Regions from separate parts of the Homo sapiens genome. Here region 1 is linked to region 2. A link is a contact called in ENCODE Hi-C data. All regions are on one chromosome and are shown on one strand. Each heading gives the region's core, a stretch centred on a gene start or an enhancer-like site at or near the end of the contact. The rest is flanking DNA. Distances are from core to core; before and after follow the strand shown.

The links. Hi-C counts contacts between places; a loop is a spot of excess contacts on that map. Pooled maps may share reads with other maps.
Region 1: a map with no recorded cell type shows a loop between it and region 2 (10-fold over the local background). The contact joins two enhancer-like sites. A Hi-C loop is called at or near these places in 2 of 37 single-sample maps with no recorded cell type and 2 of 50 pooled maps.

Annotation. Positions count from the first base shown.
Region 1 is chr3:20,125,646-20,131,492 of GRCh38, reverse strand. KAT2B (lysine acetyltransferase 2B) reads right to left here. Exons shown (of 18, transcript NM_003884.5): 10 at 5,380-5,588; 11 at 3,944-4,070. Among named protein-coding and RNA genes, the nearest start is that of MIR3135A, 9.0 kb to the left of the region's middle. RefSeq lists an enhancer at 5,393-5,472. Within about 2 kb of position 4,597, at least 5 of the 41 ENCODE cell types and tissues checked have a DNase peak (open chromatin) inside an H3K27ac peak, as active enhancers do.
Region 2 is chr3:18,737,968-18,743,644 of GRCh38, reverse strand. No RefSeq gene overlaps it. Among named protein-coding and RNA genes, the nearest start is that of SATB1-AS1, 300 kb to the right of the region's middle. Within about 2 kb of position 2,409, at least 7 of the 41 ENCODE cell types and tissues checked have a DNase peak (open chromatin) inside an H3K27ac peak, as active enhancers do.

The sequences.
Region 1 (5,847 bases), core at 3,348-5,847, 1.4 Mb before region 2:
TTTACTCCATATTGAAGAAGTGCTTCCATGTTGTCTAGTGTTGCTGGGTTGGCAGAGCTCAGCAATCTTTATCTTAGACTATACGCCAGTGAAAATGTAAATATCTTGGGCAGTGTGATGTCTCAAAAGTTGTTCATTAATCATTAATGACACAGGACAGTAAAAAGATCAGGAAATTGGCTGGGCACAGTGGCTCACAACTGTAATCCCAGCACTTTGGGAGGCCGAAGCAGGCGATCACCTGAGGTCAGGAGTTTGAGACCAGCCTGGCCAACGTGATGAAACACCATTTCTGTTAAAAATACAAAAATTAGCCGGGCATGGTGGCTGACACCTGTAATCCCAGCTACTCGGGAGGCTGAGGCAGGAGAATCACCAGAACCCAGGAGGCGGAGTTTGCAGTGAGCCGAGATCACGCCATTGCACTCCAGCCTGGGCAACAAGAGCAAAACTCCGTCTCAAAAAAAAAAAAAAAAAAAAAAGGCCAGGAAACTAAAGGAAGAACTGTTTCTCACATTCTTACTTCTACTAAAGATTGGTTCTTACCATTAGAACACACACACACACGCACGCATGCACACACACACACGTTCTTACCATTAAAAAACACACACATGCACGCACACACACACACACACTAAACTCATCCATTCTATTTTGTTTTGAAAGACTAATCTTCATTATCTTCATTTTCTAAAACTACAGTTTCAAGTCACTTACAAGAAGTGATTGCTTTTCTTGTTCTTCCTTCTGAGTTTGTGATGCTTGGCCACCTTCCTTCAAGTCTTTAGAAAATTACATGGTTATGGGGGGGAATTGCCTTTCTGGGAAGTAATAAGACAAAGTATCCAATTCGTATTAAATACCTTCAGTTTCCCTTTAGTATCCCTAAAAGTGTCCAACTCAACCTTAATCAGCATTTCCAAACAAGGTGTTTGGTATAGCTATCTTTGAAAATAAAAATTACGCCATCTTTTTCTAAAATTACAAACCAAGGGCATATTTTCCAGGTCTTCACCCTAAGAAAAGCCAAATAAAATTTTCCTTTAAGTAAGTTCTTAAACTTTGAACATTTGGAAACATCTGGACATTTGTCACTTTGGCTAGCGGAGAATAATGATAAACACAGCAACAGCACCATCTAAAGACACACTGTCAGAATTCCTTGAAAATGAGCCAGAGATCAGTTTCAAGCAAATGTGGGTCTTCACCTTCCCCAGTCAGAATGATGAATGTAAGACTGCTGAATTGCATTTGCCCTTTGATGCTTAGTGCTAGGAGTCGAAGACAAAAAGCTCCACTTGTGCTTTGTGAGAATAAATACATTGCAGCAGCTATAATTCGTGCTGAGGCCGGGCGTGGTGGCTCACGCCTGTAATCCCGGCTACTCAGGTGGCTGTGGCATAAGAATCACTTGAACCCAGGAGGCGGAGGTTGCAGTGAGCAGATCACATCACTGCATTCCAGCCAGAGCAAAAGAGCAAGACTCTGTCTCAAAATAATAATAATAATAATAATAATTTTAAAAAATGGGTACTGTGACCAGAGAGTGAAGCTGTTAATGAAAGCTAAAGTACCAATAGCCCAGGCTGTGCCCCTAATGCAGAGAATGATTCCTTTCAGGGACTTACTTTTGGTTTCTGTAAATGGTATTGCTTCTTTGAAGCTGAAGGAGTCAACAAAATACTTAGACCAGCACTGTCCAATACAGGAGCCACTGGCCACACGTGCCTATCAAGCACTTGAAAGGCAGCTTGTCTAAATTGAGATGTGTTATAAATGTAAAATACATGCTTGGTTTCAAAGAGTTAGTATAAGGCTGGGTGTGGTTGCTCATGTTTGTAATCTCAGCACTTGGGGAGACCAGGGAGGGCAGATCACCTGAGGTCAGGAGTTCAGGACCAGCCTGGCCAACATGGCGAAACCTCATCTCTACTAAAAATACAAAAATTGGCCGGGCATGGTGGCATGTGCCTATAGTTCCCAGCTACGCATGAGGCTGAGGTGGGAGAATCACTTGAACCCATGAGGCGGTGGTTGCAGTGAGCCAAGATCACACCACTGCACTCCAGCCTGGGCAACAGAGTGTGAACCTGTCTCAAAAAAAAAAAAAAAAAGACAGTACAGAACAAAGAATGTAATGTAAAAGGTCTCCATAATTCTTCGTGACATTGAATGCCTGTTGCAGTTATATTAATACTTTGGATATATGGGTAAAATAAATTTCCAAAATTAATCTCACTGGATTCCACTTGCTTTTTTAAAAATATATACATATAACTACTAGAAAATTTAAAAGCACATAATATGTGTGCTTTTATAACCTCATATTTGCAGGCTGCTTTATATTTCTATTGGACACATTGCTTTAGACCTTCCAATAATTTTTCTCAGCAGCCATCTTAATCATCCGGAGCTGCTAATCTTTAGTCCACCCATGAAAATCCTAAATGAATAACATTCTTTTTTTTTTTTTTTTTTTTTTGAGATGGAGTTTCGCTCTCATTGCCCAGGCTGGAGTGCAGTGCTGTGATCTTGGCTCACTGCAACCTCCGCCTCCCGGGTTCAAGCAATTTTCCTGCCTCAGCCTCCCAAGCAGCTGGGACTACGGGCATGTGCCACCACACCAAGCTAATTTTGTATTTTTAGTAGAGACAGGGTTTTACCACATTGGTCAGGCTGGTCTCAAACTCCTGATCTCAGGAGATCCACCCACCTTGGCCTCCCAAAGTGCTAGGATTACAGGTGTGAGCCACTGCCCAGCCCTAAATGAATAACATTCTAAGGACATGTTTTCTGGTTCCCTTTTCTTAAAAGCAAGAAAGTAGAACAGGACAAGGTATAGATGAGAGCTCTTTCTGTCAATTCAGAGTCTGGTTTATTCTCGCCAGACTGCGACACCAACTGCAATACCAATAAAACATGGACACAGTTCCTGGAAAGGAAGGGACCTAAGCCAAAGACAACTGGGAAGATAAATTAGCAACAAAAAAAAACAAAACAAAACAAAAAGACACTCCAACACATGCCAAACCCTACAGGAATAACTTCTGAAATTTATTCATAAATTTACATGACTTCCCTTATAGAATTTCATGACTTCCCTTAAAGAATTTCCTTAGTCCTTGTTTTCCCTTAGGGACAAGGTCATAAGAAATCTTTCTGAAGTGTAAGCTGCCTAAATCATCTTTCTAATCCACATTAACCATATCCTTTCCAGTAGTTCAGTGTCACTAATTGTGATTACATGTTTGCGTGTATGTGTAAATTAACAATGAACACTGAGATCTATTTTTCAAATATCCCTTCATTTGCTATCGACTACACTTGAGTTACATATTGAACTTGTACAGTATCCTGGTACCTCGCCCCAAAGTCCAACAAAGCCTTGGTACAACCCTACTTGTTGGTAGGTGAAACCACTTACTCTCCTCACACACATACACATACACTCACAGTGAGACAGAGGTCCCCAACCCCTAGACCATTACCAGTCCGTGGCCTGTTAGGGACCGGGCTGCACAGCACGAGGTGAGTGGCAGGCAAGTGAGCATTACCGCCTGAGCTCTGCCTCCTGTCAGATCAGTGGTGGCACTAGACTCTCATAGGAGTGCAAACCCCATTGTGAACTATGCGTGCAAGGGATCTAGGTTGCATGCTCCTTATGAGAATCTAACTAATGCCTGATGATCTGAGCTGGAACAGTTTCATCCCAAAATCATAGCCCTAATCTGACCCGTGGAAAAATTGTCTTCCGTGAAACCAGTCCCTGGTGCCAAAAAGGTTGGAGACCATTGGAGTGAGAGGACTATTCCCAGAAAGTCCTTAACTCCACTTTGAACCTTCTCTGGACATGGCACAGAGAGATCTTCCCAAGCTCTGCAGGCCTTAGTGAGAAGCCCCACATTCTGCTCTTCTTCTAAGACCTTGGGTTTACCCTTACCTTGACTTGCTCATTTGAGGTTACAGCACAGAAGACAATCTCTGTGAATCCTTGAGATGGGAACATACGGAAACAGATACCACCAATAACACGGCCATCTTTAATTAAAGCAAGGGTTTTGTGTTTCCTGAAAGAATAAGATTATGTCAAAGTTTTACCTATCCTAGTTATATAAATATACTTTTTGGGGTGTTCCTTATTAACCAACTAAGAAAGAGGGACATGTCCTAAGTTTCTATAGAAACTTCCTTCATGTAGCCCCTATCTCGCTAGACCATCCTTTTATCTGAACTTTTTAGAGCTAGGTCGCCTGCACAAGATGTCATCAGCACTCCCATCAGAACAAAATACCAGTCACCTAAGAAGTGCCTGAGGTTTACAAATAGAGAACAGAGTATGTGCAGAGGTGCTCTGGAACTGGCACAGCCAGTGCCAAGGAGGGGTCAGGGAGAGCAGGAAGTCATGGACAAACATGGTATGTGTCTCTGAAGAGTTAAGTCTTACTCCAAAATATTACAGAAACATTATGAAAAAGAATTTAAAATTTACATATACAATTTGCAAAATTCCGCATTATGGAATCCTTCCCTCTGTCTAAAGCATCACTCTGAATTGTCACAGGCATGGATCACAGTCCCCATAGGCTACTGGGCTATGTATGTTAAAATAAATTCAATTAGAGAAGTTTAGTTCTTTAGGGTTTCGTGGGTTTTTTTTTTTTTTTTTTTGAAATGGAGTTTCGCTCTGTTGCCCAGGCTGGAGTGCAATGGCACGGTCTCGGCTCACCACAACCTCCGCCTCCTGGGTTCAAGCAATTCTCCTGCCTCAGCCTCCCAAGTAGCCGTGATTACAGGCATGTGTCACCAGGCCTGGCTAATTTTGTATTTTTAGTAGAGACGGGGTTTCTCCATGTTGGTCAGGCTGGTCACAAACTCTCAACCTCAGGTGATCCTCCCACCTCAGCCTCCCAAAATGCTGGGATTACAGGCATGAGCCACCATGCCCGGCCTAGTTTTTTGTTTTTTTTTTTTAAGCAATGGATTTTCAAAGTTAACCTGTCTTATATCCCAATAATTGCCCACAGACCTGGGCAATAATGGCACCTAGTTAAGATACCAAAACCAATATTTTGATTATGAAGAAAGCAGAACATCTTAGTGTTACATTCTCTCACTGCTATAAAGAATGAAGCACAGGAGAGTCATCAGCAATGTAAAATATAAAGTTTCATCATCATTAACAAGAAAATTTGTAAATTGTTGAAAATTACTCTTAGCACTTTCAGACATGAAAATCAGCTTGGTGAAGCTCTGTATCCACAGCAAGACAGGTGCAGTAGTATTCGGTGGATGACTATGGCTGACTTTCACTATCTAAGCAGTTCCTCTTTCATTTAAAAAGGAAATAAGGAAGAAGGAACAGAAAGTACCACTTACGGGTCAAAGACGAGCCGTGTGATGTATTCTTTTGGCATTCGGGGCAGCTGGTGGGAGAAAACGTTCTGTAGGCCAACCAGCCACATCAGGATCTTCTTGTTTGGTTTCTGGTTGAGGGAATTGCCAACCACGTGAAATTCAATTACACCCCTGCGCTCTTCCAACCTTGCCGCCTCATCCCTGGCCGAGTGTGCTGACAGAAAATTGGTCTGAGATGCAAGAGACAGGAAAAAATTACACAGAGCTATTCTCTCAAGACAGTGGGGATGGGACACATCCAAGCTTCTCATCTTTGTTCTAATAAGATACACATTTGTGGATTTTCAGAGTCCTAAATACACATGTGTGCACACATACACACAGAGACACATACACATACAAGTTATGAAGACAAGACAGAAAAGGCAGGTAAAGCATTTTGAGAAATTGGAGTATTATATGTGTACACGGATGATATTCAGTGTAGAT
Region 2 (5,677 bases), core at 1,160-3,659:
CCCGAATCTATCTTGATTTTTCACCTTCTGGTGAAAACACACGTTCATGGTCAAGAAGGTCTCTCTTCTGAAGTCACTGAAGGACCAGGCCCAAAACTGTCTGCTCTACTGATGTCTTTCCAAGATGTTGAGCAAGTGTAACCATGCTAGACCAGCTGTCCATTCCATTTTCAGGTGCAGTTTGGCACAATGACCACAGTGATATACACACTGAGCCTCAGATTCAGTCCAAATCTTATTGTCTGCCCTGCATTGTTAATAATTACAGCTATCATTACAGCTGATTATAACAATAACTCTGAATCTTGCTAATGATGATTATGAAAATACAAAGAATTCTAAACTAAAATAACAACATAATTTCAGGTTTTAATCCTCACAGGCTGGAAATTAAATGTGGGCCCAGAAGTCAGAGGCATAGTCTACATAATGGTCCCCAAAACATTATTTCTTTCTCATGCTGGAAATTAAGTGGCAAACAGATTCAAGATTGCTATTGTGACTGGAATTTGGTGATATGAAAGGTTTTTTTTATTTTATTAGAAGCAATTTTCAGAGGATTCAATTCATTGAAAGGCTACAAAAAGTGCTACAGTTTCTTATTATGGCATGGAAAATAGTAAGTGTACTAAAATCATCGAAGAGTGTCAAGCATAAGGTACACTTTAACAATAGATGTTTCTTTGCATACATTTAAAAAGTGTTCTATACTTTTATGTGGTCTTCTTTAAAATAAACAAATAAATTTAATATAGTAAATAACATTGAGGTCTGAAAAATAATTCCAGTTATTTTTCACTTCCCAACATATGATAATATACAAATAACAAATTAAACAATGTCAGATGGCATTGAAAAGGTCAAGATAGATACATTTAAACAATGTTAAATTGCTTTTAAGAGCATATTACACTCCTTAGTTTCACCTATTTTCCCTCTTTGTTTCCCTTCTTTTCTTTTAACAGAGGTGTTAGACTAAATGAAAAAAATAAAATCTGAGAAAAGAGGGATACATTAGCTAAATAAAGAGCATGGATAAAGGACAAAATATAGAAATAACTTGTGTACCTAAAAATAATTTTGCAATATAATTTTTTTCCTCCTCAAAAAATCTATTTTCCAAAGTGTCTCCTTATGCTACCTTACTGTCATTTCTCTCCGTCTCTATTTGTAAGTTGCATATAGGTCTCTCTTTCCTTTAAATTTTTAACATTCACCCCCACACAGACAAGAGTCAGTCAAGAAACAGGCGAAAATGTAGATTTCAGTCTCCCCCTTGCCAAGAGTTTCTGATTTAGTAAGCTTGGGATTAGGCACAGAAATATGCATTTCTTAATGAGCACATCTGGAGACCTATGAGGCAGGTGGTCCAGGAACTCCAACTTTAAGAAACACAGTGCCCTAAAATCAAAACAAAGACATTTATGATCTTCAACAGGCCACCAGTCAATAGAGACAAACTTCAGTAAAGAGTAGAGAATAAACCAATTCGCAACTCAAAATATGTCACATACGACATATTTTGATTATGCTTTCCGATTAAATGCTTCATTGAAACTGTTACATAACAAAACAAAACAAAACAAAGCACACCAACACTCTGTTAATGGAGGGGATACAGGGTTTACAGCATCAGGGTTAAAAAGTGATAGACATGATTATGTAATGAGGTGGGTGGGCTTGGGGATATCAATTTTTTAAAAATATTTTTCAAAGTCTGAGAACTATAAATTCTAAAAGATTTTTCACCAATTATTCATCAAGTCCTATGCTATGGAATTATTTCAGCAAGTAATAATAATCATGTAATTTCATCATGTAATAAATACATCTGAGAAGAGCAATTTAATGCCAAAACCACTATTCTTCAGTCCATTTAAGGCCTTCCTCTTAAAAACAAGAAACGGCTTTCTCCTATGAAGATAAGCATGGTTCAAAGGGTTCACATTTAGCCTCAATTTAAAACTCACAACGGCAAAATGTAGTACCCAAGGAAGGAAAGGAAATTTACATCTCTAAGAGCTAGTGTTTAACGTCTTCTTGAAATTATTTGACTGATGCACACTCATATTATTCTATAAAGACTCTTTAATGAGGCATTTCCCAAGAAATTTTGATGATAATCTGTGGTGGACTGATTGGTAGTATTTACGTACTTCTGAGGGACCACAAAGTTACATTTGTGTGAATGAGTTACTTCCTATTAAATGACTCTTCTTTCACATGTTTAATAATACTTAGACTTCGCTTTTTTCCTTCTGCTCTCCCAGAGAAGTTTCTGTCTCTCCCGTCATTTGTTGTTGTGGTGGTGAAGTTATTTTTCTTGACAAGTTCCACCCACTCACGTTTAACCTGAAGGTCTTTTCCACTGTAGACACGCTGTGAACGCGCAAAGAGGAAGCTTGTTATCGCAAGATCAGCAACTCAAATTTCAGCGTGATCAGAAGTGACATCACTATGTGGTTTCATTAATGATATTAGAAGAGAACAAACTATTTTCAGTCATTTTCTTAGTGTTGAAAAACTATATGCATCTTCTTCACTTCATTGTGTATCTGTTCCCCTCCCTGAAGTGCATCAGGGGTTTCTTCTCAGGATCACTTTTTCTTCTTTATTCCCAGTCTACCATGAAAATGTTTATCTCCTCGTGTTTTGCCCATGTAGAACAGAGCAAAAACAAAACAAAACAAAGCACATTAACACTACTGACCTGATAACTTTCTTTTCCCAGAATAAGATCTGAAAAGAATTCAAGAAAACCACAGATACTAGAACTGCTGAAGTCTACTTCCTGTGAATCTGTGTGGTTTGCTCATCAAGTCATGCCCCTTTTTCTATTCTTATTCTTTATTCTGTAGTCACAGTATTTCTGCAGTTACCTGTGGACTTCACTGAGCACAAAGCCATGATTATTACCCATGGGAACCTTGGCCCGGTTCTAGTCCTACGGCAACAAAGACCTGTACATTGGTCTGCCTTTTCACCCAGGCTTCTGTTTGGGCTAACTGTGTAATAGAATTGGTTGGTTTGAAACAGATATGCCCAGGAAAAATAATTTGCCTTTGCTTCTTTGGTGAACTCTCTCTGCATTACTTTTCCATGATGGAATTGTGTGCACATATGTGTGTTTTGGTGAGCTGGGGACAACGGGGTGAAAGCTGATATGTGGAGAAAATAGAGATTCTATACACTGAGAGTAGAGGGATTTGGAATGCCGAGAAAGGAGTCTGAATACTAGGCTGTCTTCTCTCTGCTGGGATTGTTTAGGATGTCATGATAGATCAAATGCAGCAAGAAATTAATGTTATCAAATCCTACAACCATAGACAAGTCATTTAAGCCTCTCTAAGCTTCAGTTTCCTTAAGTCTAAAATAGAGTTTTTTTTAAACCTCATCACTATTGGCTTTCTGGGATGGATTATTTCTTGCTGTAGGGGACTATCCTATGGTCTGTAGAATATTTAGTAGCATCCTTGGCCTCTACTCACTAGAAGCCAGTAGCACCTACCACCGGTTGTGATAGTTTCCATTGTTCTGTAAGGAAGAAGCTGAGGGCACCGTCACCCTCAACTGAGAACCACTGATTTAAAATTAAGCAGTTAAAATTTGTGATAGAATTTATGACAGATAAAGTTTCTGTTCTAAAATTCCATAGACATAACATTCTGTGACTAGATTTACAGGCAATTTGTTGATACAAGAGACCTCTTTTTTTCAACTCTTAACTCATGCCAGTAAGGAAAAGGAGATAGAAAGTGAAATTTTTCTCACTTGCTATTAAAAACATTATTAAAAAGTTAACAGCAAAAGAAGTTTCATCATTAGGATGATGAAATTGAGATTTCATCAATTAAGATTTAGCCCCAAATATTTGTTGACAGCCTATCTCGTGAAATAATGGCAGTAGGTAGAATTTGTTGAACACTTACTATGCTAAATGCTTTGAGTGACGTATCTCACTTAATGGATGAAGGTTAAAAGTGGCATAATTATTAGCTTCAACTTACAGAGAAGGAAAACTAAGGTTTAAGGACAATGGACATTTACAATTTAGGATTACGCTGCTAGTAAATGGAAAAATAAAAACTCAGAGTCAGATATATCTTCCACAAAATAGTGTTTTGATAAGTACTTTACACTGCTTTTTAGGATGTTGTGCCAGATATTGTTTTCAGCTTTTAATATCAACAGATTTATTCCTTGTCTCATGGTGCCTATGAGGTAAGTACAATTATAATCCTCGTTTTTTAATATGTGGGCAGAAAGGGCTTATGGACAGAAAGAAATTAGTCTACTTCCCCTAGGTCACATACTAGTAGGTGGCAAAACTGAGATTTCAACTCAATCCATGATCTCAGCCACTACTCTCTGTTGCTTTTCAACATAAAAATCTTCGGTATCAGTCCTTGGCACCCTCTGAGTCAATGCAAATGAGTATTCTTTTGGGGTTGCTCAATATGTGGTGAGAATTTTTAAATGGCAAAGGGTGTCATCGGTCTTTTTTCTGTAAAGGAGTTGATGCTATGGAATAAGAATAACACTGAAATTATAGCTGTTATAGTAAAAGAGATTCTGTCTGTATTTCTACATTAAAAAAAAAAAAAGATTTGACCTGCATTTCTCCCACTCAGTCAAAGGTGTTCTGTGGAACACCCTCACTGGCAGTGCTATCTAAGGTCTGGCCATAGCCATCCAGGTACTTCCTCATCATAACTTACCACTCACTCTGTCCTAGGCACTGTGCCACTTGTGGGAATGCAGCCACAACTAATCTTGATTCCTGAAAAGCTCAAACATTAGTAGTAAGAGAAACGCACAATAAGACATTTATAAAGGGCTGGAAGAATCACAAATAAGAGAGCAAATAACTCTAACTTTGAGAAAGCCTGGCCAGGACAAATTTCTAAAGGAAGGAGACACTTGTGAGATTGTAACAGATCATCAACTATCCCAGTTGAAGAAACAAGTATGAGGTGTGAAAAGAGGTTGCAATGTCAGAAAGACATTGTTCAGTTATGGCTGGAGAAAATGTACTGCAGAGGGTGAAAGGTAGCTAGAAAAATAGATTACAGTAAGAAAGAGAAAAGTTTTGGGCTTTATTCTAAGAAGACTGGGCCTTTTTCTAGGCAACACAGGTTTACCAGAGAGTTTTAAGCAAGAGAGTAGCAGAACCAGACTAGTATTTTAGAAAGAAAGACTGCTCCTTGCTCACCTATGTGGAAGGTAAATGAAGTTGACATGTACAAAAACATGACTTTATCATTGGGTAGCCCCATTTTTTTCATGGAGTTTATAGTTGGTCAGATAAACATGATGGCCTAAGATAGAGCAAAGTACCAGTTTGGCCCCAATTTTTCTGCCACTGTTCTACCTTAGGGCTAATTAAACTGCCCTTCAGGAATCTTCCTGGGACAAATTTCCTTAAGCAATAGGGTCTAGAAAATGCAGTTACAGCTTAACCTTCTTGTTCCTCAAAAGAAGTCTCCTGCGTATAAATGGAAAAGCAAACATCATATATTCTCACTCATAAGTGGGAGCTAAGCTATGAGGATACAAAGGCATAAGAATGACACAATGAACTTTGGGGACTTAGGAGGAAAGGGTAAGAAGGGGGTGAGGGATAAAAGACTACAAATCGGGTTCAGTGTATACTGTTCGGGAGATGGGTGCACCAAAA